3 separate regions of the Homo sapiens genome follow, and all the other regions are linked to region 3. A link is a loop called in an ENCODE intact Hi-C map of the cell type or tissue named here. Cell type or tissue: chondrocyte. All regions are shown on one strand.

Region 1 (8,000 bases), 250 kb before region 3:
GAGCTCCAGCTCACCACAGTGTGTGTGGCTGGGGGATGAGACACAGGCCTGGGCATTGAGCTGCACACTTGCACACAAATGCACACCCATACCCGCCGTACTTCTTCCCTGACACCCAACTCCAGAACACCTGCAGCAAGGTGTTTAACATGGGGTAAAACCCCTGAAAGGTTCTACTTTTAAGAAATTAAACCTGCTAAAGATTTTTAGAAAGAAATCAACGAAAGGGTTGAAAATTTGTGCTATCGGCAAGTAAAACAAAGAATTAAAGCAAAGATGCAGGTAATATACAAGATCAGAAGTGCAGAGGCCCAAATCTAGAAAGGAATCCCAGCATCCAGCTAATAAGAGTTCTATGAGAAACAGAGGAGGATAAATGTCAAATAAATAAAGGGTGGTCTCCAAGCTGAAGAACACGAGTCTCCGAGCACAAGGGATGCTACCTGTCTGCCATCGCGAGTGGTAACCTAGCTCCATGACCTGCATTGACTGCTTGCTTGTACACAATAAAGTAAGAGTTTCAAAGCTCTGGGGGAAAATTATTACTTCCTTAGAATTCTATATCTAGCCTAAATATAGCAGGAGGCAGGGAATCAAGTGAATGGCAGATTCAGTCCAGAAGACTGGAAAGGGAAGTGTTGGGTGAGATGATGCCAATCAGCAGAAATAGAGCACCTCTTTTTCATTGCAGCTGCAGGCTGAGTCCTTCCCGAAAGAAACATCATGGAAAAACAAAGTCCACAACTATCATATTCTTTTTTGAGAGAGAGAGAGAGAGATCATACTATATATGTATATATATGACTAACTTAAGGTTTATTACCAGGCTAAGTAAAAGCCTTGTAATGAACAACATTTTTGATTCCTTAACAGTGTAAATACCCCTTCTTCATTTGCAACTTTTGAAATTAACCTATATGCAAAGCACAAAGATTGATTATGATTGATTATGATCACAGAATAGAAAGCAGTATCATCTTGATAATGTAAAAATAAAAATTAACATGAAAGAACATGAGACAGAAGTCAATGAAAGATAGGAATGTCAAAATCCTCAACTCAGATACTGTTTATAGTTGGAAAAAGGCAAGACCGGGTTAAGCATGGAATTTAAAGCTACAGAGGAAAGCAAAAGAGGAGCTCAAAATAGCGTTTCAACTTTTGAGAGGTGGAGGAAGGGAAGGCTACAGAGACAGTAATGAGTGAGCTAAATCTTCATCTATTATAGCAGGAATAGGTAATTTTGCAAATTGATAAGGACATACTCATATATATGTACATTATTTAGCTATCTACATAAAATGCTTATATGTATAATATGCACACTAAAAATACATACACATATGTATGATATACATATAGGTAATATACAGTTAAAAGTTATTTCTTATGCCAAGCAAGCCTGGGGGAGAAGAGATACAGGAAAAAGGTCTGTCTGAAGTCCCTCTCTATAAGCTTTCCAGATATTACTGTTCAGAGTGTTTTGGGGCAGGAGAATAGTGAGCATGTGTTAGATCGCAGTTACTCAGTTATGCATGAGAGAAATATGTGAGAAACTGATCAGAATGTTAAACTGCCACAATCACAAATACAACCATCACTAAAAAACAAATGGACTACAAAATATCAGAATTCACTTCTGTCATCTACAAGGTCAATCTTTAAAAGTTAAAAAGTGGGCTGGCCGCAGTGGCTCACGCCTATAATCCCAGCACTTTGAGAGGCCAAGGCAGGTGGATCACCTGAGGTCAGGAGTTTGAGACCAGCCTGGCCAACATAGGAAAACCCCGTCTCTACTAAAAATGCAAAAATTAGCCAGGCGTGGTAGCACACCCCAGTGGTCCTAGCTACTCAGGAGGCTGAGGCAGGAGAATTGCTTGAACCCTAGGAGGTGGAGGTTGCAGTGAGCTGAGATCACGCCACTGCACTACAGCCTGGGTGACAGGGCAAGACTCCATCTCAAAAATAAATAAAGTAAAAAAGTGAGTGACTTCTTCAACTTCTTAATTATAAAACACATAGGACAATATTTGTATATTTCCCATGTGATTTATTTTTTTCCCCTTTCAAGTCAAAATGGAAGATTTTAATGACTAGGGATGACTTTTGATAGACAGTATTTAAAATCACTATTTTGCTCTTCTGGTAAAGATACCGAAAGGCAGGAACAATGGCCTACCCGCCTCCGTGACAGCCCAGCCGCTTGCTAACGTCTCGCTGAAGCAAGCCCTCCAAAAGGGACTTCAGTTCAGGAGAGAAGGTGTCTGGAAGTTCCACATTCTGGGGAAAAGACGAGTAAGATTTCAAAAATCCGTTCATGAAACAGCATCCTAACACTCAACCAGACTTAAAGACTATTACTGGGATAAGCATAGTATTAAAAATTGCAGCCTCATTATGAATTAATATTTACTCTATAGAAACATGAAAAGATAACTAATCAGTTGCAAAATCAATGAGGCTGGGGGCAGATCAGAAGAACCGGAAGGCATTCTCATTCGTTGGCATCTCAGTAATTTCTCCTTTTCTTTGATTTCTTTACTTCTGTTCTCGATTTTCTTTAGCTTCCTCATACTGTTCGTTAGTAAATCCTGATTTTTGCCTTGGCATCTATTTCCATTAATGTTTCCCCTAGAAATTCTTTTAGAAATTGTATCTGCATTTATTTGTTTCAAGAAAGCAAATTTTTATTATGTCTATACATAATTTTATATTTCCTATAACATTTTATGTAATAGCATTTTTTTATTATTGACGGAATGAAGCATGACAATTACCATACAGACAAGAATACAGTTTTGAATCCCCTTACCACGGTGAGTGTCATTCGGTCAATTTCATGCTTGTCTTTGGTTTTATGTTGTCTGAAAGGGCTGTGACTGTAGAAATAAAGAATTGTTCTATCAAAATATGGCATCAGGTGATATAGAACATATCACTGACTAATATTTGGGTAAAGTATGATGTCCTATCACTATTCATTCAAAACTGGAGAAATGCAAAAGCCGTAAACATTTATCATTTCCATGGAAGAACTGGTGAATAAATGCTAGGTCCTGAAATAGCAAGACTTGTATCTTACTTGAACTGCCTGAATCTCACTTCAGTGAACTTGTGGCCCTAAAATACGCTGTTCCAATGGAAACATCATTAGAAAAGAATATATAACTAGCCAACAGGTAATCATGAGAATAAAAGTCATTTATATAACATTTGTCATATGAGAGTTCGAGCTAAACAATAACTTTCATGTACATTTTTCAGAAAAATGGATATTGGTCCCTCAAACAGCCCAAGGAACAGCAGTTGAACCAAAACATGAAGGAGATGAAATGATTCACCCCTAGAAACCAGTCATTTTAAGTAATACATCCCTTTGATGAAAACAGAAACTAACCGTGCACCAGCAGATTCTCCACAGCTCTGAGCGCTTCCTGTTTTCCCTGTGCAGAACCCGACTCCAGAGTCAGAAAAGCTGGGTTCAAGTTGTGACTTGTTGGTTTAGTGACTGTCAGCCACATAGAAACCTTCAGTATCAATTCTTCATCTGTAAAGCGGGGATCAAGCCGCATACTTCACAGAAGCAGTGAAGGGAAAAACTAAAGTGACATCTATGCAAGTAGCCAAGACAATGGCAGTACACGGTAGGTACCTAATACAGTAACCACTGGTGAAATTAATAAAGATAACTCTTACTTTATGAAATGAATGTCTACTTGGTGAACTATGTAAAACAGATTATTCTCACTCTCATGTTTTAAAAACTTTGGAGAAGCTGGCTTTCAAAGGAAATCTTATCATTAAAAGACACTATTAAATATGCAAACTAAATTACCATGGTTTATTTTTCATTTTGAAAATTAAAGGGACACATATGATTGACTTTTCTTATAACAAGATGTGCCTACAAAGTAGTCATCTTATAAATTTATTTATAAGGCATATATGACATAATCTGAGGCAGGCAGGATATTATGCAAAATATTTTAATATTAACTCCATAAAATGGATTAGAATGTTGAACACATAAATCAGAGATTCTAAAAAAGAATTAAAATGCCACTTATCTTGCACTGCTACTTACTGCTACTGAGCTGGTCATCCTACTGAATTAATTAGGTTATACATTGAACTATCTTTTGAGATTATTACATTTCAGGCCATTTATTGTCTGAAACACTTTAATTTTCTTTTTGTACAAGAGAGGGCACTCTAGTCCTTTATTTCCTTCCATATCATGCAGTGAAACACAAACTAATTGCCATCTCTTAAAAGCATTAATTTGGGAAAAAAAAAAAAGATCAAAACAAGGTAAATTAGCACCCAGCAAGCATTTGTTAACTTTTAAAACAGATTTTGATTGGAAATATTCTTTTTGCCTTATTTCCAAGGAAAAAATGTACAATTACCACATTTAAAAAGCAGATATAAAAGCAAACAATATCTGTTATTTATAATTTTTAAAAACATACTTGTATCATTCTTTTATACAAAATGCACAGAAATATTAACATGTTTGAGGTTGCAGAGAAAAGGAATGAAAGTTTATCAAATCTTATGAAAACCTTAGTCTCCCTGCTTGACACTTAGCTGTTTCCACCCGACGATGTTCCTTAATGTATAAAAAGGGATTAAGTGAAGATCTCCTGGTGTTTTGACAAATCCCTCGGACCTGGCTCCTGCGTGCAAAGCCAGAGGACCCCACTCCTGCATCTGGTCCCGATGTACTTGCAGCCTGCTGTGTTCTGACACAAGCGCTCTGTGCTAAATTTAAAAAGTCTTTCATGAGACCACAGGGAGGCTTGCGAGGGGACTTGGAGTTAAAGTTAGTGGTGCCAAAACCATTTCCAGCACATGGGCCCCATTGCTACAAATTCCATTTATAAATATAGCGATTCCATGTCCGGCTCAATGAGAAATTATCAGAAAATGCTCTTCAGCTATTCAAGTCTATGCTGCCATGTTCAGACAGTTTGGTCTTTCAAGTTGAAATCTTGATGCACATCTGTTTCCAATATATTCTTGATTATTCTTTGTGAACAAAGCCAAAGACTTGGTTTCTATTTTGAAAAACGTTAAAGAAAACCTATGATAGTAATAATCTCCATTCTGAGTGAGGCACGTGGTGTGCACAGATCCTGTGTGATCGCAGCTGCTCCCTGATGCAGCCGCTTTAAATAGGAGACAGTAACAGGCCTGTCAACAGCTTACAAGGCACGGCCAAGCTCTTCCCATGCAACATGCTGGCTGCATCAGGGAGCGTTGTGGGAAAAGAATTCACATGTCCTGTGGTCAAGTGCAGCTTTCTGAACTACAGATAGAATGGAACAGCTGCACGTTTCCCCTAAATGAGTTGGAAAATTGTTCAGGACATTATAAATGATGGGAAAACACACATCCTGCCCAAGTTAGCTCTACATCATTTTCATGGGCAAACAATGGGTTCAAAAAATTATGTGATTAAAAACTCTCACATCAAAAGTTAATTTCAAAATACCCAAAAGAGGCCGGGCGCGGTGGGTCACGCCTGTAATCCCACACTTTGGGAGGCCGAGGCAGGTGGATCACAAGGTCAGGAGATCAAGACCATCCCGGCTAACAAGGTGAAACCCGTCTCTACTAAAAATACAAAAATTAGCCGGGAGTGGTGGCGGGAGCCTGTAGTCCCAGCTACTCGGGAGGCTGAGGCAGGAGAATGGTGTGAACCTGTGAGGCAGAGCTTGCAGTGAGCCAAGATCACACTACTGCACTCCAGCCTGGGCAATAGAGCGAGACGCCGTCTCAAATAAAATAAAATAAAATACCCAAAAGATGGCATGTTATATTAAATGTGCATTTCAAACCTAAGCCAGTAGTTGCCAAAATATTTATAAACTTTCCTTTTTCCCCTCCTGGAACAAACTCAATAGCGCCAGCAGCACTCAGTTCTCCCTAGGCCACTGCCCAGGCTCTCCCTCATGTCTGACAACTCCACGGGGAGACAATCAACGGTGACAAGCTTAAGATCGAGGCCACTGTCACATCAATTGATTTCCTTAACAGACATCTTAAATCTAGGTGAAGATCATGATGGCAGCTCCACAGATTTGCAACATGGATGCATCTTCCTACACAGACGCTCTTAAGTATCTGACAAAGTCATCTGAAATAGAAGTAGTGACCAGCACTCAAAGATAGCACATATGAGCGGCTCAGTCAATCACTGTGAGTCCAGGGATGCAAAACACCTTCTGAAGCCTTGACATCTTTCTCCCATCCAGACTCCTTCTCCAAGTGCCTTGCAGTATTCTTGTAGGGGATAAAGACAAAATGAAGTGTGCAGAAAGGTGTTTCAGCAGAAGCAAGGGGGCACGCTGGTCACAGCAAGGAGGATTAAAACAGAAAACAGAGCGGCCGGGCGCGGGGGCTCACGCCTGTAATCCCAGCACTTTGGGAGGCCGAGGCGGGCAGATCACGGGATCAGGAGATCGGGACCATCCTGGCTAACACAGTGATGCCCCGTCTCTACTAAAAATACAAAAAATTAGCTGGGCGTGGTGGCGGGCGCCTGTAGTCCCAGCTACTTGGAAGGCTGAGGCAGGAGAATGGCGTGAATCCGTGAGGCAGAGGTTGCAGTGAGCCGAGATTGCACCACTGCACTCCAGCCTGGGCGACAGAGCGAGACTTCGTCTCAAAAAAAAAAAAAAAAAGAAAAGAAAAGAAAAGAAAAGAAAATAGAAAGACCCTTCCTTGGTGGCCATTGATTCCACCTCACTGCACAGCTGTGGGAGGAGGGAGGGGCATTTGCTCTGGGGCAGTGGTCCTCACCCTCGGCACTGTTGACATTTAGGGCTAAAGGATTCTTTGTTGGGGTGTTGCGGGAGCTGTCCTGTGCCTCATAGGATGTTGAGCAGCATCCTTGGCCTCTACTTAGGGGATGCCAGTAGCAGCCACTTCCCAAGTTATGATGACCAAGAATGCCTCCAGCCATTGCCCAGTGTCCCCCAGGGTTGAGGACAGGCGCCCCAGGAGTGTCAGGATGCAGAGGGGACTGTGCCCAAGCCTGTGCCTCAGAGACCCTGCCTAGTCAATCTCCTCCTCCACTCAGTTGATTTCTTAGGCCCCGTGTGCCTGAGAAAAGACAGCTGCCAGGGGCTCCCTTCTATACAACACAGGAAAAATGCACAGGAGGCTGACAGGCATATTTTTGAGGTTCTCCCACATGCAACTTTGTGAGGAAGTAGAACAGGTGGCATTATCCCCTTGTTCACAGCTGAGGCAGTGAGGGCTCCTGCACACAGTCCCACCTCCTGCCCGCCTCGCCACAGGGTTTTGCTCCTGAAAGGCCCTCCGTACACTTCAGTTTCATGTGAACCACTGAAATTTTACAGACGCTGATTTTAGTAATGACATCGTTATTCTCCCAATCATCTTGAATCTAAATTGCAGCATGTTTAACTTCTATCCTTCCATATCCAACCATCTATAAAAAAACAAAAACAAAACACACTCCACGAAAACACTGAAGCGTTACAGAAGCTAACTCTGCAATGCCGCCATGTCATTTGCTCCTGTCAGGTTCCAGGGCTGCTGCGCAAACTCACTGCCTTTTGCTCACATTCTTCTGCCTGCCTCCTGTCTCGGTTCCTCCATTGCTCCAGGCTGCTTCCAGAATCATCTTACTGAAAAGCCACCCAACCCTGCCACTGCTCCGCTGAAAAGCTTTCAGCCTCGGGGCCTGGAGGATAAAGGTCAAACTTCCCAGCACTGCATCCGAGGTCCTCCCAGTGCTGACCCAACCATCTGAGACTTCTCCCTCAGCACTCCTTCCCTCTTAAGAAACATAGAAAGCTGGTATTTCCCCTGCTCCCAGGCTTTGTATTGTCATCCTACCTATCTTCAAAGCCTACCCGACAGACCATCTCCCACATGATGTCAACCCTACACTTCCAGGTTAGAATTGGTTCTGCCATGTCTGTGCTCGCAGCACATCGCTACTGTCAAAGTTAGCACAGCTCAGC
Region 2 (8,000 bases), 250 kb after region 3:
GAGATTGAGACCATCCTGGCTAACACGGTGAAACCCCGTCTCTACTAAAAATACAAAAACTTAGCCGGGCGTGGTCGTGGGCGCCTGTAGTCCCAGCTACTCGGGAGGCTGAGGCAGGAGAATGGCATGAACCCGGGAGGCGGAGCTTGCAGTGAGCTGAGATCGCGCCACTGCACTCCAGCCTGGGCGACAGAGCAAGACTCCGTCTCAAAAATAAATAAATAAATAAATAAAATAATAAGAAACTATGGGCACTGATTCTGTTTGGAGCCAGAGGCATGGCTGACCAGAAGATGGGGCAAGGGTGAGGGTTGGGTCCCTTACGTCCCGTTGATGGCACGGACACTCGCCACACGGTCCTGGAAGCCATGAGCCCACAGGCTGGGCACGTCATCATCCACTATCTCCATCTTGCGGCCACTGAAAGCTGGGTTCTCAAACAGATGCAGCTTGTGATGTGGACTATCCTGAGGGCAATATCGTGGGGTGAGCGGCTGCTCCCATATCCAGAACAGAGGTCAAGGAGGCTCCAGATGCCGGAAAGAATCAACAGGTCACCACAAAATAACACCCACCCCCAAACCTGCTGCAGGAGGGAAGGGCCTCAGGAGATGCCTCCACCCCCAAATTCACTGTAGGAGGGACGGGGAGATTCCTCCAAAGCTGGTTGATTTAGGAACCTAGAGCCGTAGATTATAAAACTGAAAAGGAATTTCCAGATCTTGTTCAATCCCATCATTTAAATGATAGAGAAACTGAGGCCAGGAGAGGGTGGACAGAGATCAAAAGTATCAACATATGAGCTTTCCCTCTTTCCTAACCAGATGCCGGTTTAATCTTCCCAGTTTCCCCTCTTCCACTGCCCTCTAAGGAGGACTCAGTTATGTGACAAAGAGAAAGGGCTGGAGCAGCTGCGGGGTGTGAGTGAAGCAGGGGAGGGAGAAGGGTGGTGTTTAAAGTGTCACTGTGGGCCGGGCGTGGTGGCTCAGGCCTGTAATCCCAGTACTTTGGGAGGCCGAGGCAGGCAGATCACTTGAGGCCAGAAGTTCAAGACCAGCTTTGCCAACATGGCAAAACGCCACCTCTACTAAAAATACAAAAATTAGCCCAGCGTGGTGGCATGTGCCTTCAGTCCCAGCTACTCAGGAGGCTGAGGCAGGAGAATCACTTGAACCCAGGAGGCAGAGGTTGCAGTGAGCAGAGATCATGCCACTGCACTCCAGCCTGGGTGACAGAGCGAGACTGCAACTCAAAATGAAATAAAAATACATAAATAAAAATGTTTAAAAAGAGAGAGAGAGAAAGACTGCACTCCAGCATGGGTGACAGAGCAGGAGTCTGTCTCGAAAAATAAATAAATAAACAAATAAATAAAAAGTGTCACTGTGGACTGTGTCCCTTTCAGGTGCTAGAAAAACACAAGTGGAGAACTTAAAGTATTTTGGCTACTTTCTGAAGTTATTTCCTGGACTGCATTTCTTTGATAACAATACTGATTTGAGACTGGGCCATGTGGCTCATCGTTTTAGTACGGTTACAAAGAAAAGTCCCAGTGCTATGCTGGTTTAATTCAAGATGTGAGTCCTGGTGTCTCAATCCCCAACCGAATGTCCCTTCAATATCCCACTTCTTGTCCCACACAATTGTTCAAATCAGAAACATGAGGGCCCTTCCCAGGCCAGGTCCATATGGGCCAAACCCTCAGCCCAGCTTGTGCAATGAGCTGCCTGACCAGCTCTCAGTGCACCCTGCTTCCAGGAACACCCAGAAGTGAGCAGGAACCACACTCACAATATTCAGAGGCCGGAGGGACAGAAGGCTGTCACTATCACGGCTGTTGGACCAGGCATCCCAGCGAGGATAATCCCCCTTCTCCAGAACAAACTGCTCCCCGCGGAAGGCCCTGGACTCAAATGCCAGCCACCTGAGGGAGGAAGAGGCTTGGCTGGGTCACCTTTGCTGCAGCTGAGGAAGGATTCAAGTTTAGTGAGAGAAGTGTCCAAGAGCTGCTGACCTTGAACCTTGTACCCTCCCTCCAACCCTACTGCTAATTCCTGGACCTGTAATTAAAGGAGCTGCTAGGACATACCGGGAACTGTCTGAGACTCTGGGCCAGAAAACCATCCTAGGGTATGTTATTGAGAATCTAGCCTCTGTGCAAGGTACCCAGAAAAGTCTTTAGCACAATGCCCGGTACACAGTAAGTATTCCATAGGTGACAGTGACTTCTTCCTCTTCCTTTTCCTCTTCTTTGTATTGTATTGTTATTAATATGTATTTATTTGCATCATTCCATTCATTTTCATAAAAACTCTCTCTGAAGTACGTACCATTGTTATCCCCATTCAACAGATGAGAAAACAGAGGCCTGGTGTGTGAAGCAACTTGCCGAAGATCACCCAGATGGTTAGTGCCAGAGCCTGGACTTGCAATCCAAAGGCGGGAATTCAGGGCCCAGCTGGGAGACCTGCCTGCCTTGTGGACATGGATGGGACACTTACCAACTTTGGCCTCAGTTTCCCCATCTATAAAGTGGGAATAAGAATGATACCTCTGTCACAGGGTCATGACGATTCAATGACATAATGCATGTTAAATTTTAGGTGTTACAATTATTATTAAAATTATAAATATTAAATCCCATGTTCCAGTCACTGAGTTAGGTGCTAGGTTGACCTTGCTGTTCTTCCAACCTCAGGTATCCTGGGATTTTCTGCAGACATCTAGGATTCTAGAGAATTCTTCAACTCTCATTTTACAGATGCGGAAAACGAGGCCAGAGAAGGCAGGGGAGCTGTCAAAAGCCCCACAACAGATCTAGAGCTCAGACTGGGGCCTCCACACTCCCAGAAGGCTCAGGGCTGTGGCGAGGGACTGGGGGTCTAGGTACTCACGGCCCGGACTCCACTTGGATGGAGCCCACCTTCTCCAGCAGGCTGTCGGTCAGGCTGGGGCACTCGGCCGAGAGCTCGCAGCGTTTGCCTTGGAAGTTCTCTAGTTCGTACAAGATCACCTAGAAGAGCAGAGTCCTAAACATCCCACCTCTGCTAGGCTCCCAGCTCCAGCCTCTGCCCCTCCTTTGGGCATTAGAGGGAGGTACCCTCTGCTTTCTGCATCTCTCCAGCCTGGAGCTGGCACTGAGGTGGGCCTGCACTGCCCTCTAATGGTCATGGAGGGAAACGCCTTCAGGAACTTCAATGAGACCAATTAAACTAGTGATTGCAACTCTGATGTCCAGCAGGAGCCAGGTGGGGAGTCCAGCGGACTGAAATAACCCGAGAGGTCGGTGGGGAAATGAAGCTGCTTCTGGCGATGAGGGAATGAGGTCCCAGTTCCAATTTTTTCAAGAGAGGTCAGAAATCTGTATTTTCCTTAATAGGAAATTTCCCCCTTAAAAAAATGAAAACACCTGTTTGCAGTCTCGGGGAAGACCTCTGCCTGCCCCAAGCCTAGGAAGAGAAGGGCTGCAAAGGCAGACCAAGGTTTTGCCTCTCTCACCCACCTGGAAACACAAACTGACTTTGTAGAAGATCCCCAGGGAACATCTGTTCTAGTCATTTTACAGAAGGGATCAAAGAAGCTCAGAAAGGGTAAGATACTTGCCTCGGGCTGCACAGCAAGTTAAGAGGAGGCACTGGGATTCGACCCATCCTTAGACTCTGTCTGGAATAGTTTCCCAAAAAGACCCCGGAGATGGTTTGGAAAGGGCAGAGCCAACACATTCAAACCTTCTCTCAGATTTCTAGTGTGCCTCCCTCTGCTAGCTGGCTTCACTCATGTCTTTCAGCCTTTACACCAACTCTGGGCACAATATCTGGGCACCATCCTCATTTCAAACATGGGGCTGTTGAGGCCCAGAGAGCCTCCAAACCCTGTGCCCTTTTCCCCAGAGTGGGCAAGACACCAGGCTGAGGTCAGACAGGAGAGTCAGAGCTCAGAGCCGTTTCCAGAAACCCCCGGGCCTCTCTGATCCATTGGTGCAGGCAGGATGTGGGTGACCATTTCTGTTTTGCAGACGAGGGAAGATGCAGCAAAGTCATGAAGCAAGTTTCTAACGGGAGGGTGGCAGTGAGAGGACCCACCCGGAGCGTTTTGTCCTGGCCTGGGTGGTTGGAAGGATGGCTCTTCCTTCCTGCAGAGGTGCTGCTTGGCTGGGAAGATGACCCTGAGGCCCAGGAGTAGCCTGGGCCCTCTGACCCCCTCCCTGCCCAGTACCTTGTAGCTGCCCCCAAGGTCTCCATGGCTCTTGCCAGCTGCAGCCTGTTCGGGTGCTCCGTGCTGTTCCGCCATCTCCCCAGGAACACCTCTGGCTTCAAACCAAAAGAAAATGGTTCACTGGATCCACCCGGGAGAAGCCAGGTGTTGATGTGACTGGAGTCCAGGATGAGCTACAGAGCCTTGCTGCCCATGGGGCGTGGCTGTAACTTATGATCGACATTCAGTCATTCAGCAAACATCCATTGAGCACCTGCCATGGGCCACGTGGACTGAGACAGTGGGATCAGGAGCCCCATTGTACAGAGGGGAACTCTGAGGCTCAGCAAAGTGAGGCCACTTCCTCAAGCACACAGTGAGGAAGTGGCCTGGGTCGGGCCTGGCTCCAAAGCCCGTGCCCTTTTCCCCTGATCCAGATGCTCCCCGAAACCCAGGTTTCTCAGAGCTCTCTGCAGATGTCCCACCCCCAGAACCTGGCTAAAGGGTGGGCTTCAGGGAGTTTCCTCTACAGGGGTCTCTCCCACCTCCGTACTCCAGGAACTCTTTTGTTCACTGGTTACTTTATTCAACAAATATTCCATGAGCACCTACACAGTGCCAGGCTCTGGGCTGGGTGACCAGGAGGGACAGGAGACCCCATATGTCGGGAGGTGGACAGACAGACCTCTAGAGAAAAGGCTTGTAAGACCAGGTCGTTGGACACCTGCTCCAGGTCAGTTTCCCTGCGTTCGGTTACTCATTCCTTAAGCATTTATTGAACACGACTGTGTACCAGCCACTTCAAGACCCAGACACCGACAGTTCTTCATTGCTACAGGGACAGTGACACGCAATACAGGCCCCTGCCGCAGTCACATGGAAGGATTCTCATCATTGTTGCACCCATGGACACACACAGGACTGTTCTGTTTGTCAGCACACACACATAGGTGCACACACTCGCAAAAGTTTCTATGGTCACTATCAGTTATATTTCACCCATGGGCTCACAGGACAGCTTCTTTCTCTCTCTCTCTCTCTCTCCTCACACACACACATCCCTGCCCATTTCAGACATCCACAGTGGTAAACAAGGCACCTACATCTACACCCCACATCCAACTGTTACCCACCCACGGCTCCCAGCACGGCCACCCCAGCATGCACAGCTGCACAGCCCACATACTCTGGATGTGGGCCTAACCATGCACAGCCTGCGGGCTGTCGGTTCTGTCTCTCCTAGCCTCAGCAGGAAACAGGGCTTGGTCCAGCTCACAGGGGACTCTCGGGGGACTTGGCAGGTACCATGTGTGCCCACTCCCCTCCCTCAGAGGAGCTGTTTTGGAAGGTCCCCTGCCCTAAGCACATGTCCAGGGGCTTGGACCCTGGCCACTGCAGACAAGGGTCCCTCGTTCCACCCCCAGCTGGGCTGTCAGGGTCCTCTCACTGGGACCTGACCCTTAAGGGAGGCGCTGTTTTTCTTTGCAGGCGGTCAGCCATGCGCGTCCCACAGAAACTACAAAAGGTCCGGGCCTGCCAGGGTGGCTTTTGCCTCCCCACCCCCAACCCATCCCAGAATGAACCTGTTGCTGTAGCCTCGGGAAGAACAGAGGAGCCACGGCCGTCTGCAGACTCGCCTGTCTTCGCAAGGGGCATGCTATTTATGAGCACTTTCTGACAGCCCAGCACATCCCAGCCTGCTGAGGCAGCACCCTGTCCACCCAATTCCATCCAGGCCACTTCACTCCAATAGCGGGTCCACGGAGGCCCCCAGTGCCTGTCTCCTCAGCCACCGTCTCTGATGACTTCCTGGGGACAGATGAACCTCACTGGCTTTGTGGGAAGCCCAGCAGCGCCAGGCAAGGGGCACGGTGTGCAGCTCTCCCGTGTCTCCCCACAACCACCAACTCCCTTTCTTTGGTTTCTTGGGGTCACCATTTCCTATTGAGTCACACGCAACCTTTGGAAAAATTCTAGTTCTTAAAGTGAGGGACCCCAGACACTCTCCAGTTTCCATGTGCCATGTGGCCTAAGTTTTAAGTCAGATCACGCTAACCATACTCTCCAACTTGGGCGCAAATCCACCCAACCGTTTCCATAGGATGCCGTCACAGAACTCACAGACTGACTTTCTTCATGTAGAAGACACGCACGAATAATAGCTACCATTTCTTGAACACCTACTACACGCAAGGCATTGTGCCAGCTTCACAAGCATTGTATGGAATTCTCATCCAGCCATCCTTAGGGGAGGAATTCTGATTCCACTTTATACATGGAGAAACTGAGTTCAGAGAGGTGAACCCATTTACTCAGAATCACACAGCAGAGAGAAGGGGCTGGCCTGCTCCAGGACCTGGGATCTTAGCCTCAATAGAAATAAAAGTGACCATCACAGTCAACTTATTTATGACCAAAGAAAAAAGGTAGATCCAGGTATTTTTATTTTATTTTTTAGAGATAGGTTGTTGCTACATTGCCCAGGCTGGACTCAAACTCCTGGGCTCAAGCAATCCTTTCTCCTCAGTGTCCTGAATAACCGGAACTACAGGCACGTGCCACTGCACCCAGCTTCCAGGAATTTTTTAAGTGTCTAACAAAGTATAATTTTGCCTGTAATCAATATCTAATAAGTGATTATTTTATGAATAAAATTATATTGGAGCAAAGGAGTGAGTTAACAAGGTTTTCTTTTGTTGTTGTTGGTATTTGTTTTTGGCTAAAATCCTCAAGTCAGCATAAAACCCAGTTACAGGCCGGGCGCGGTGGCTCACGCCTGTAATCCCAACACTCTGGGAGGCCGAGGCAGGCGGATCACGAAGTCAGGAGCTCGAGACCATCCTGGCTAACACGGTGAAACCCTGTCTCTACTAAAAACACAAAAAATTAGCCAGGTGTGGTGGCGGGTGCCTGTAGTCCCAGCTACATGGGAGGCTGAGGCAGGAGAATGGTGTGAACCCAGGAGGCAGAGCTTGCAGTGAGCTGAGATCGCACCACTGCACTCCAGCCTGGGCAACAGAGCAAGACTCCGTCTCAAAAAACAAACAAACAAACAAAAACACAGTTACCCTGTACCCCCTAGAGGGAGATGGTGGTGAGATGCTGTGGATGACAGCTGGACTCTGAGTCAGGCAGATGTGTGTGACCTTGGACGAGTTCCTGAAGGTCTCAGAGCTACTGTCTCCTCACCATAAATGGAGAACCTTCTCTCCACTTGGGCCATTTTGGGAGGTCATGCAAGCAAAGCACTGCGCACAGTATCTGTTATTTTTGACTTTTATTCCCAGCATCCTGCCTACTCTGGACAGTTCAAGCCAAGGGGCTACTTCCTGCTGAAGGTCACAGAAAGCAGTCGGTTTGGACCCCCTGAGTTGGGATGTAGTTGCCACCAGCTGGGACAGAAGGAGGAAGGCAGAGGTGGGGATGGCGTGGCTCCCCCTCCCATCACATCTTTGAGGACCTTGCAGACCTACTGCACGCTCAGCACTTTGATGTACCACATCTCCCCAATCTAGACTTTTCAACCTTGACACTACTGCCATTTGGGGTCGGGTCATTCTTTGTGGTGGGGTCGGGGTGGGAGCTGTCCTGTGCACTGCAGGATGCTGAGCAGCATCCCTGGCCTCTACTCACTTCCTGGAGCATCTTCTCTCCTTCTTGTGATAACCAATAATGCCTCCTTTCATTACCAGACATGCTCTGGAGGGCACAATCCACCCAGCTGAGAACCACCACCTTAAACTGTTACCTGCAAAAATGTCCTGATCACCACTCCCATTGTATAGCTAAGGAGAACCAATGTTTAA
Region 3 (8,000 bases):
AGAAAATGTAGTACACATATACAATGATATACTCTCCGGTCATAAAAAATAATGCAATTTTCATTTAGGGCAACACCAATGAACCTAGAAAACATTCTGTTAAATAAGCCAAGCACAGAAAGACAAAGACAAACACTGCATGACCTCACTTATGATGAATCCAAAAACTTAACCTTCAAGAAGCAGAAAGTACAGGAGTGGTTTCCTGAGGCTGGGGGAAGGAGGGCAGATAGGAGGGATTGGTTATAGAAACAAAGTTACAGTTAGCTGGGAGGAATACATTCCTGTTCCACAGCTGAGTGACTCTGGTTACAATACTGTATTTTTCAAAAAAGCTAGAAGGGAACAATTTTGAGTGTTCTCACCACAGAGAAATAATACCTGTAGGAAGGAATAGTTAGGCTAAGTACCCTGATTTGATCATCACCAAAAATATACATGTATCAAAATGTCCCAGACGAGGCTGGGAAAGGTGGCTGTGTGTAATCCCAGCACCTTGGGAGGCTGAGGTGGGCAGATCGCTTGAGGCCAGAAGTGTGAGACCAGCCTGGCCAACGTGGCAAAACCCCGTCTCTACTGAAAAATACAAAAATTAGCTGGGCATGGTGGCACACACTTGTAATTCTAGCTACTTGCGTGGCTGAGGCACAAAAATCACTTGAACCTGGGAGCCAAAGGTTGCAGTAAGCCAAGATCATGCTACTGCACTCCAACCTGGGCGACAGAGCGGGACTCAGTGTCTCAAAATAAAAACAGAAACAAAAACAAAAGAGTCCCAGATGAGAAAAAAAGTCCCAGTATACCCTCTGTTTATGTGCCTTATTATAGACAAAACATTTAAGAAGTATAGGCCGGGTGCGGTGGCCCCTTAATCCTAGCATTTTTGGGGGCTGAGGTGGGTGGATCACGAGGTCAGGAGGTCAGGAGATCAAGACCATCCTGGCCAACATGGTGAAACCCCATCTCTACTAAAAATACAAAAATTAACTGGGCATGGTGGCGCGCCTGTAGTCCTAGCTACTTGGGAGGCTGAGGCAGGAGACTCACTTGAACCCAGGAAGCAGAGGTTGCAGTAAGCCAAGATCATACTACTGCGCTCTAGCCTGGCGACAGAGCGAGACTCCATCTCGAAAAAAAAAAGGGGTGGGGGAGGAGCGGGTGCAGTGGCTCACACCTGTAATCCCAGCACTTTGGGAGGCCAAGGCAGGCAGATCACAGGGTCAAGAGATCGAGACCATCCTGGCCAACATGATGAAACCCCATCTCTACTAAAATACAAAAAAAAAAAAAATTCAGCTGGGTGTTGTGGCATGCACCTGTAGTTCCAGCTACTTGGGAGGCTGAGGCAGGGGAATCGCTTTAACCCAGGAGATGAAGGTTTCAGTGAGCCGAGATCATGCCACTGCACTCCAGCCTGGTTGACAGAGCAAGACTCCGTCAAAAAAAAAAAAAAAAAAAAAAAAAAAAAGTTTAAATACACAATGCTAATATTATCATGGAACCACAAAGAGCCCTGAACCTCTAAGGAACCCTGACAAATACAAACTAAGTTGGAGGACTCACAATTCCTCATATCAAATTGCGTTGCAAAGCTGTAGGTAGCCAATACCCCAATACACATGGTCCTGTGATGTGCCGCTGTGCTCCAGCATGGGTGAGAGTGACCCGTCTCAAAAAAGAAAAAGATTGTGAGAAAATAGGAGGGAATCAGAGAAGTGATAACTGGTTGTTATCAAACATATACACAGAAAAAAAAACCAAATAGCATAAAAAATACATATCCAAACTAAAATCGGGCAGAAAACCCGAATAGACATCGCTGCCAAAATTACATAACATGCACAAACACGTAAGAGAAAAGGTCCTCAACATTACTATTCATCAGAAAAGATTGTACTCCAAAACCACATTCAGATACCATCCCACACCTACTGGAATACATGTTACTGAAAATATCTTAAAAATTAAAAAGAATGCTGGTGTGGATTTGGATAAAGGGAAAATCTTATGCATTGTTGGTGTAAAGATAAATTAGGATATACACTATGGAAAAAAGTTGTAGGCCAGACGCGGTGGCTCATGCCTGTAATCCCAGCACTTTGGGAGGCCGAGGCGGGCAGATTACGAGGTCAGAAGATCAAGCCCATCCTGATTAACACAGAGAAACCCCGTCTCTACTAAAAACACAAAAAATTAGCCGGGCATGGTGGCATGCACCTGTAGTCCCAGCTACTCGGGAGGCTGAGGCAGGAAAATCACTTGAACCCGGGAGGCAGACATTGCAGTGAGCCGAGATCACGCCACTGCACTTCAGCCTGGGCAACAGAGCCAGACTTCCTCTCCAAAAAAAAAAAAAAGTTGTAAATTCCTCAAAAAATTGAAAACGCAACTACCATATGATCTAGCAATCCCACTACTGGGTATACCTCCAAAGCAAATGAAAACAGTATCAGAGTTTGCAAAGCCTCAATGGGGATAGGAGATTTTCTTCATTAAATGGTTTTGAAAAAACTGATGTTTTTATGAAAAAGAATGAAACAGGAACCTTCTGGTATACAATACACAAAAATCAACTCAAAATGGATTGAAGACCCAAACACAAGGCCTGAAATTACAGATCATCATCAAATGTCTGTAAGATAAAAAGAGGGGATGGTGGAGCACTTAGTTTTGGGGCAACTTGCATCTAGGCTCACAGTTTGGAAACAGGAAAAGAAAAAAAGGAAAAAAAAGAAGAGGGACAAAATCTCGTCGAGAATGGAATGACTTATGAATATATTTATTTTTTAAATTGGGAAAGCGAATCACAAGTAACAAAAGCAAAAACAACCATGTGGGGCTACATCCAACTGGAACGCTTCTGTACAGAAAGGAAACAATGACCCAAATGAAAAGGAATCCTACAAATGGGGAGAAAGTTTGGGGGAAGCATATATCTCCTAAGGGGTTGTTATAAAAGATATGCAATACGTTAACAGCGCTAAGCAGCAATAACCACAATAAGATAACACCAAATTGGGCAGGGACCCTGAATAGACATTTCTGCACAGGGGACGTAACACTGAGCAGAATGGAGAGAACCAGGTCCTCAGCATCGCCGTCATCAGGGGTAAGTCCCCGTCAGGCTCGCACTAGGGTGTCCCTCCCCCCTGGTCAGGTGGTCGTGACCAGAGGGACAGAAGGGGACATAGGCTTCCCTGGGGGCGGGGGTTGGAGGGGGGTGAAAGAGTCCCGATTTGTCCCGATGGCGGGAAGGCAAATTTAAAAATTCATCAAATCCTGGAGGCAGCTGGCATCTTTTTTCCTCCGTCTGAGGCCTGGACAGGAGGCGGCCAAAAACCCAGACCTGGCCCCCACTCCCACCTGGGCCGGGCTTCCCCTTCCTCTCTCCCCATCTATATGGGACAGGTTCCCTCAGAAGAACTCCTCAAACCCTAAAAATACCACAGTCTGCTACACTTCCCACCCTCAAAAGCCCTCAGGGAACAAAACTAATGGTAAAACAAATATTAAAATACTATAAGAGAAAGAGGAAAACTAGTGAGAAGATGAGAATAAAGGGAACGTTCGAGGAAACAAACTTCTGTACTCACCGTGTAGAAAAAAATGCCCCGGAGAAGCTGAGCTGCACGCAGCTCCCGCCTAAGCAGTCAGGGCCATAGACGTGAGCTGTTTTCTCCCCAGGACGGGGCTCCAAGTGGTCCCCAAGCCGCCGCGGTGCCCCCTGAGGCGGGTCCTGAAGGAACCGGCCCCGCTTTCCTTCTTCTCATTCTGGACTCCACGCCACGCACGCCACGCACGCCACGCACGCCACGCAGCGTCTACGGTGAGAACACGCATGCGCACCATGTGGGGCAGAAAAGGCGGTTTCAGCGCCCCCTGCCAGTCACAGTGCACAGTGCAGGATGATTCACCTCATGGTCAGCATAAGCCCAGGTCAGGTAGGGTAGAAGGGTGCCTTGTGGGACACCAGGGAGCAGGAACTCCCCAACCTATGCATGTGGACCTCCCCCTGTGAAGCTCCCTTTTTTTTTTGGACAGGGTCTCACTCTGTCCCCCAGGATGAAGTGCAGTGGTGCAATCACAGTTCACTGCAGCCTCAACCTCCCGGACCCAAGTGATCCTCCCATCTCAGCTTTCAAGTACCTGCGAATCTGGCTGCTCCACTGTTGGGTGCATATGTATTCAGGATAAGTAAGTCTTGTGTGTGTATATACGTGTGTGTGTGTGTACATATGTGTGTGTGTGTGTGTGTTGTAAATGGGAATTTATAGGGAGAATTGGCTCACCTAATTGCAAGGCAAAGTCCCACAGCAGGTCATCTGCAAGCTGGAGAATGAGAAAAAGCAGCAGTAGTGTGGCTCCCAGGGGAACCAGCCATGTGGATTTGTTTATGTGCAAAAGCCTGAAAACAACGGAAACTTTCACTGCAGCTCCCAGTCTGAGGTCCAAGATTTGAGAATCCTTTGTGTTTGCTGGTGCAAGTAGCAGAATACAAAGGCCCAAATCATGGAGTTTCAAGTCCAAAGACAGGAGGATAGGAAAAGGTGACCCTCTTCCGGAGAGACAGAGTGAGCATGAACAGGAAAGCCCAGCAAGCTGAATGTGCCCTCTTTTCTATCTTCTTTGTTCTAGCTCAGTGCATGGACTCTGGAGCCAGGCCACCTGGGTTAACATCCTGCTCCAGCCACTTATAAGCTGGTGACCTGGAGCAGGCAGTGAATCCTCTGCGTGTTTCAGCTTCTCCATCTGCAGAAAAGTACCTTCTCATAAGAGTTGTTGAGAGGATAAAATACAGATTAATATACATGAGGAACTCAGAACAGTGTCTCTGTGTGTATAGATAATACAAACACATGTACACACAACTTCTATCCAACTGGAGACCACATTAAAATCCTCCGTTTTGAACAATACCATAATCCCCATTTTGTCCCACACCTCCCCACCCACCTCCTCAGTCGGATGATCCCTGGAGAAAATATGGAACCATCTGTATTAATGCAGTTCTCTCTCTCTCTCTCTTTTTTTTTTTTTTTTTTTTTGTTTTGAGACGGAGTCTCGCTCTGTCACCCAGGCTGGAGTGCAGTGGCGTGATCTCAGTTCACTGCAACGTCTGCCTCCCGGGTTCAAGCGATTCTCCTGCGTCAGCCTCCCAAGTAGCTGGGATTACAGGGGCCCGCCACCATGCCTGGCTAATTTTTTGTATTTTTAGTACAGACAGCGTTTCACCATTTTAGCCAGGATGGTCTCGATCTCCTGACCTCATGATCTGCCCGCCTTGGCCTCCCAAAGTGCTGGCATTCCAGGCATGAGCCACCGCACCTGGCCGGCACCAGTCTTCTTAAGGCTTTACCTGAATTCAATGTTAGCGTTATATCATAAGAGGGACCATATTAACATTTGTTTTTTGTTTGTTTGTTTGTTTGAGACAGAGTTTCGCTCTTATTGCCCAGGCTGGAGTGCCATGGAGGGATCTCGGCTCATTGCAACCACTGCCTTCTGGGTTCAAGCGATTCTCCTGCCTCAGCCTCCCACATAGCTGAGATTACAGGTGCCTGCCACCACGCCCGGCTAATTTTTGTATTTTAGTAGAGACGGGTTTTCACCATGTTGATGAGGCTGGTCTCGAATTCCTGACCTCAGGTGATCCGTCTGCCTCAGCCTCCCAAAGTGCTGGGAATATAGGTGTGAGCCACCACGCTCGGCCTAACATTCGTGTATCTCAGAACAGGGACTGAAGCACAGAGAGATTTACATAACACTCCTAGGTATGTGCAGCTTCTCAGTGGGATTTGAACCCAGGCCATAGGCACCAGGCTCCATGCTCTTGGTCAGTCTGCTCTGCTTCCTTTCCACATTGCCTCATCTAAAGAAAGGCATTTGCCTACATCATCTGTTCCATTTTAAGTGCTACCCACACTGCAAGGTCTTTCTAGGAGGACCAGGCACAGTGGGTCACACCTGTAATCCCTCAACAGTTTGGGAGGCCAAACCAAGAGGGTAGTTTGAGGGTAGGAGTTCAAGACCAGCTTGGGCAACTTAGGGAGACCCCACCTCTACAAAAAACTTTTAGAAATTAGCCCCATATGGTTGTGTGTGCCTGTGGTTCCACCTACCTGGGAGGCTGAGGTGGGAGGATCACTGGAGCCCTGGAGTTCGAGGCTGCAGTGAGTCATGAGCATGCCACTGCACGGCTGCCTAGGTAATAGAGCAAGACCTCATCTCAAAAAAAAAAAATCTCTCTGTAAGGACTAACTCTCTGATTCAGGTGGCTGTGCTAAGCAGGTGGTAAAAATTGGATCAAAAGTTTGATCTGTGAGCTGGGTGTGGTGGCTCATGCCTGTAATTCCAGCACTTTGGGAGGCTGAGGCAGCTAGATCACCTGAGGTCAGGAGTTTGAGACCAGCCTGGCCAACATGGTGAAACTCTGTCTCTACTAAAAATACAAAACTATTAGCCAGGCGTGGTGGCGCATGCCTGTAATCCCAACTACTTGGGAGGCTGAGGCGGGCGAATCGCTTGAACCCAGGAGGCGGAGATGGCAATCAGCCCAGACTACACCACTGCACTCCAGCCTGGGCAACATAGCAAGACTCCATCTCAAAAAAAAAAAAAGTTTGATCTGTGAGTAAAGTATTACTAATTTATCTATGGTCTTCTGCCTGTAAGATTTCAACAGCTATCTTTTTTGTAATTCCCCAGGATCTTGCATCCCGAACATACAAGTAATTCCTGAGGAGTTGGCGGAGCCTCTGCCGACTCCAAGCTGAGCATCCGAGAACTTCTGGCCCAACAGCACTCATCAGGAATCAGTGCAGTCTATTTCTCCCTGGAAGCAGAGGGTCCGAAAAGTTCTGACTAGGCAAAGAGTGAGAGTGTGCATATCAATTGAAGGTACTGTGACTATTCTGTTATTAAGTGCATTCAAGCAGAGTGATTCCAGTTGGTTAAGCATTTCATGTTTAAGACAAAACTTGATTTATTTATTTATTTTAAGTTGGAGTTTCACTCTTGTAGCCCAGGCTGGAGTGTAGTGGCTCGATCTCAGCTCACTGCAACCTCTGCCTCCTGGGTTCAAGCAATTCTCCTGCCTCAGCCTACTGAGTAGCTGGGACTACAGGCGTCCACCAACATGCCCAGCTAATTTTTATATTTTTAGTAGAGATGGGGTTTCGCCATGTTGGCCAGGGTGTCTCGAACTCTTAACATTAGGTGATCCACCCGCCTCGGCCTCCCAAAGTGCTGGGCCTACAGGCATGAGCCACCATGCCCGGCCTAGACAAAACTTTAAAAATGCTGTGTCATATTTCTCTTTTATTTCATGTGTGCACGTTTAAATTATTTAGTCAGTTGCCACTACTACAACTACAGAAGTAATGGCGTATTTACAACTAAAAGTTTCATTCACTTTAAATAGAAAACATCTCAACTGAAACTTTTAACATTTAGCTGATCATTAAACATTAGCTGAGATGGATCTCTTCCTGAAACAGTGTTGCCAGAGTTTTAAAAATTAAGAGAGTTTATGTAGGACAGTTTTAGATGAATGTAAAAATTGAAGAGAGTACAGAAAATTCTCAGACCCTCCCCCCAAAGTTTGCTTTTCTTAACCACCTTTTACATGGGTGTGGTCCATGCGTTACAATGAGTGAACCATTATTGATACATTGTTAGTATCTAAAGGCCAGAGTTTGCATTAAGATTCAGTCTGTGTTTTGGTAGTCTAAGGGTTTTGACATTACATGAGCTTCACCTATTAACTTCTCTCCCCTTTTTCCAGATCCCTCAGCAACCACTGATCTTTTCACTGTCCCTCTGGTTTTTCTTTCCCAGAAAGCTTATGTAATTGGAATCATAGCATATGCAGCTTTTTCAGATTGACTTATTTCACTTATAATATACATTTATGATATTTTCATATTGATTTGTGCCTTTTTATCTCAACGGTTTTTTTTTCAGGATCCTATTTTATTGTTTTTATGACTTTTAAGAAGTTA

The links. Peaks named below come from ENCODE experiments on the same cell type or tissue, not always from the same donor. Only the 100,000 strongest peaks of a DNase experiment are listed, where the experiment ranks them.
Region 1: a loop joins it to region 3, with 4 times the contacts of the local background. A loop is called at or near these places in 19 of 110 quality-filtered maps.
Region 2: a loop joins it to region 3, with 2.4 times the contacts of the local background. A loop is called at or near these places in 2 of 110 quality-filtered maps.

The regions. Positions count from the first base shown.
Region 1 is chr22:25,698,389-25,706,388 of GRCh38, reverse strand. GRK3 (G protein-coupled receptor kinase 3) reads right to left here. Exons shown (of 21, transcript NM_005160.4): 14 at 2,813-2,879; 15 at 2,180-2,280. Among named protein-coding and RNA genes, the nearest start is that of MYO18B, 40 kb to the left of the region's middle. RefSeq lists enhancers at 1,623-2,822, 3,372-3,471. In chondrocyte, CTCF peaks have their summits at 4,020 and 4,222 (motif pointing right); no DNase peak of the experiment used is centred here.
Region 2 is chr22:25,197,687-25,205,686 of GRCh38, reverse strand. It overlaps CRYBB3 (crystallin beta B3), which reads right to left and starts at 5,829. Exons shown (of 6, transcript NM_004076.5): 1 at 5,778-5,829; 2 at 4,216-4,310; 3 at 2,895-3,013; 4 at 1,792-1,924; 5 at 325-467. The coding sequence starts at 4,290. In chondrocyte, CTCF peaks have their summits at 2,950 and 3,161 (motif pointing left); DNase peaks (open chromatin) are centred at 3,036 and 6,040.
Region 3 is chr22:25,443,878-25,451,877 of GRCh38, reverse strand. It overlaps LOC124905093 (a long non-coding RNA gene), which reads left to right and starts at 3,885. Exons shown (of 2, transcript XR_007068033.1): 1 at 3,885-4,194; 2 at 6,706-7,923. It also overlaps the pseudogene CRYBB2P1. RefSeq lists a silencer at 462-659. In chondrocyte, a CTCF peak has its summit at 3,880; a DNase peak (open chromatin) is centred at 3,770.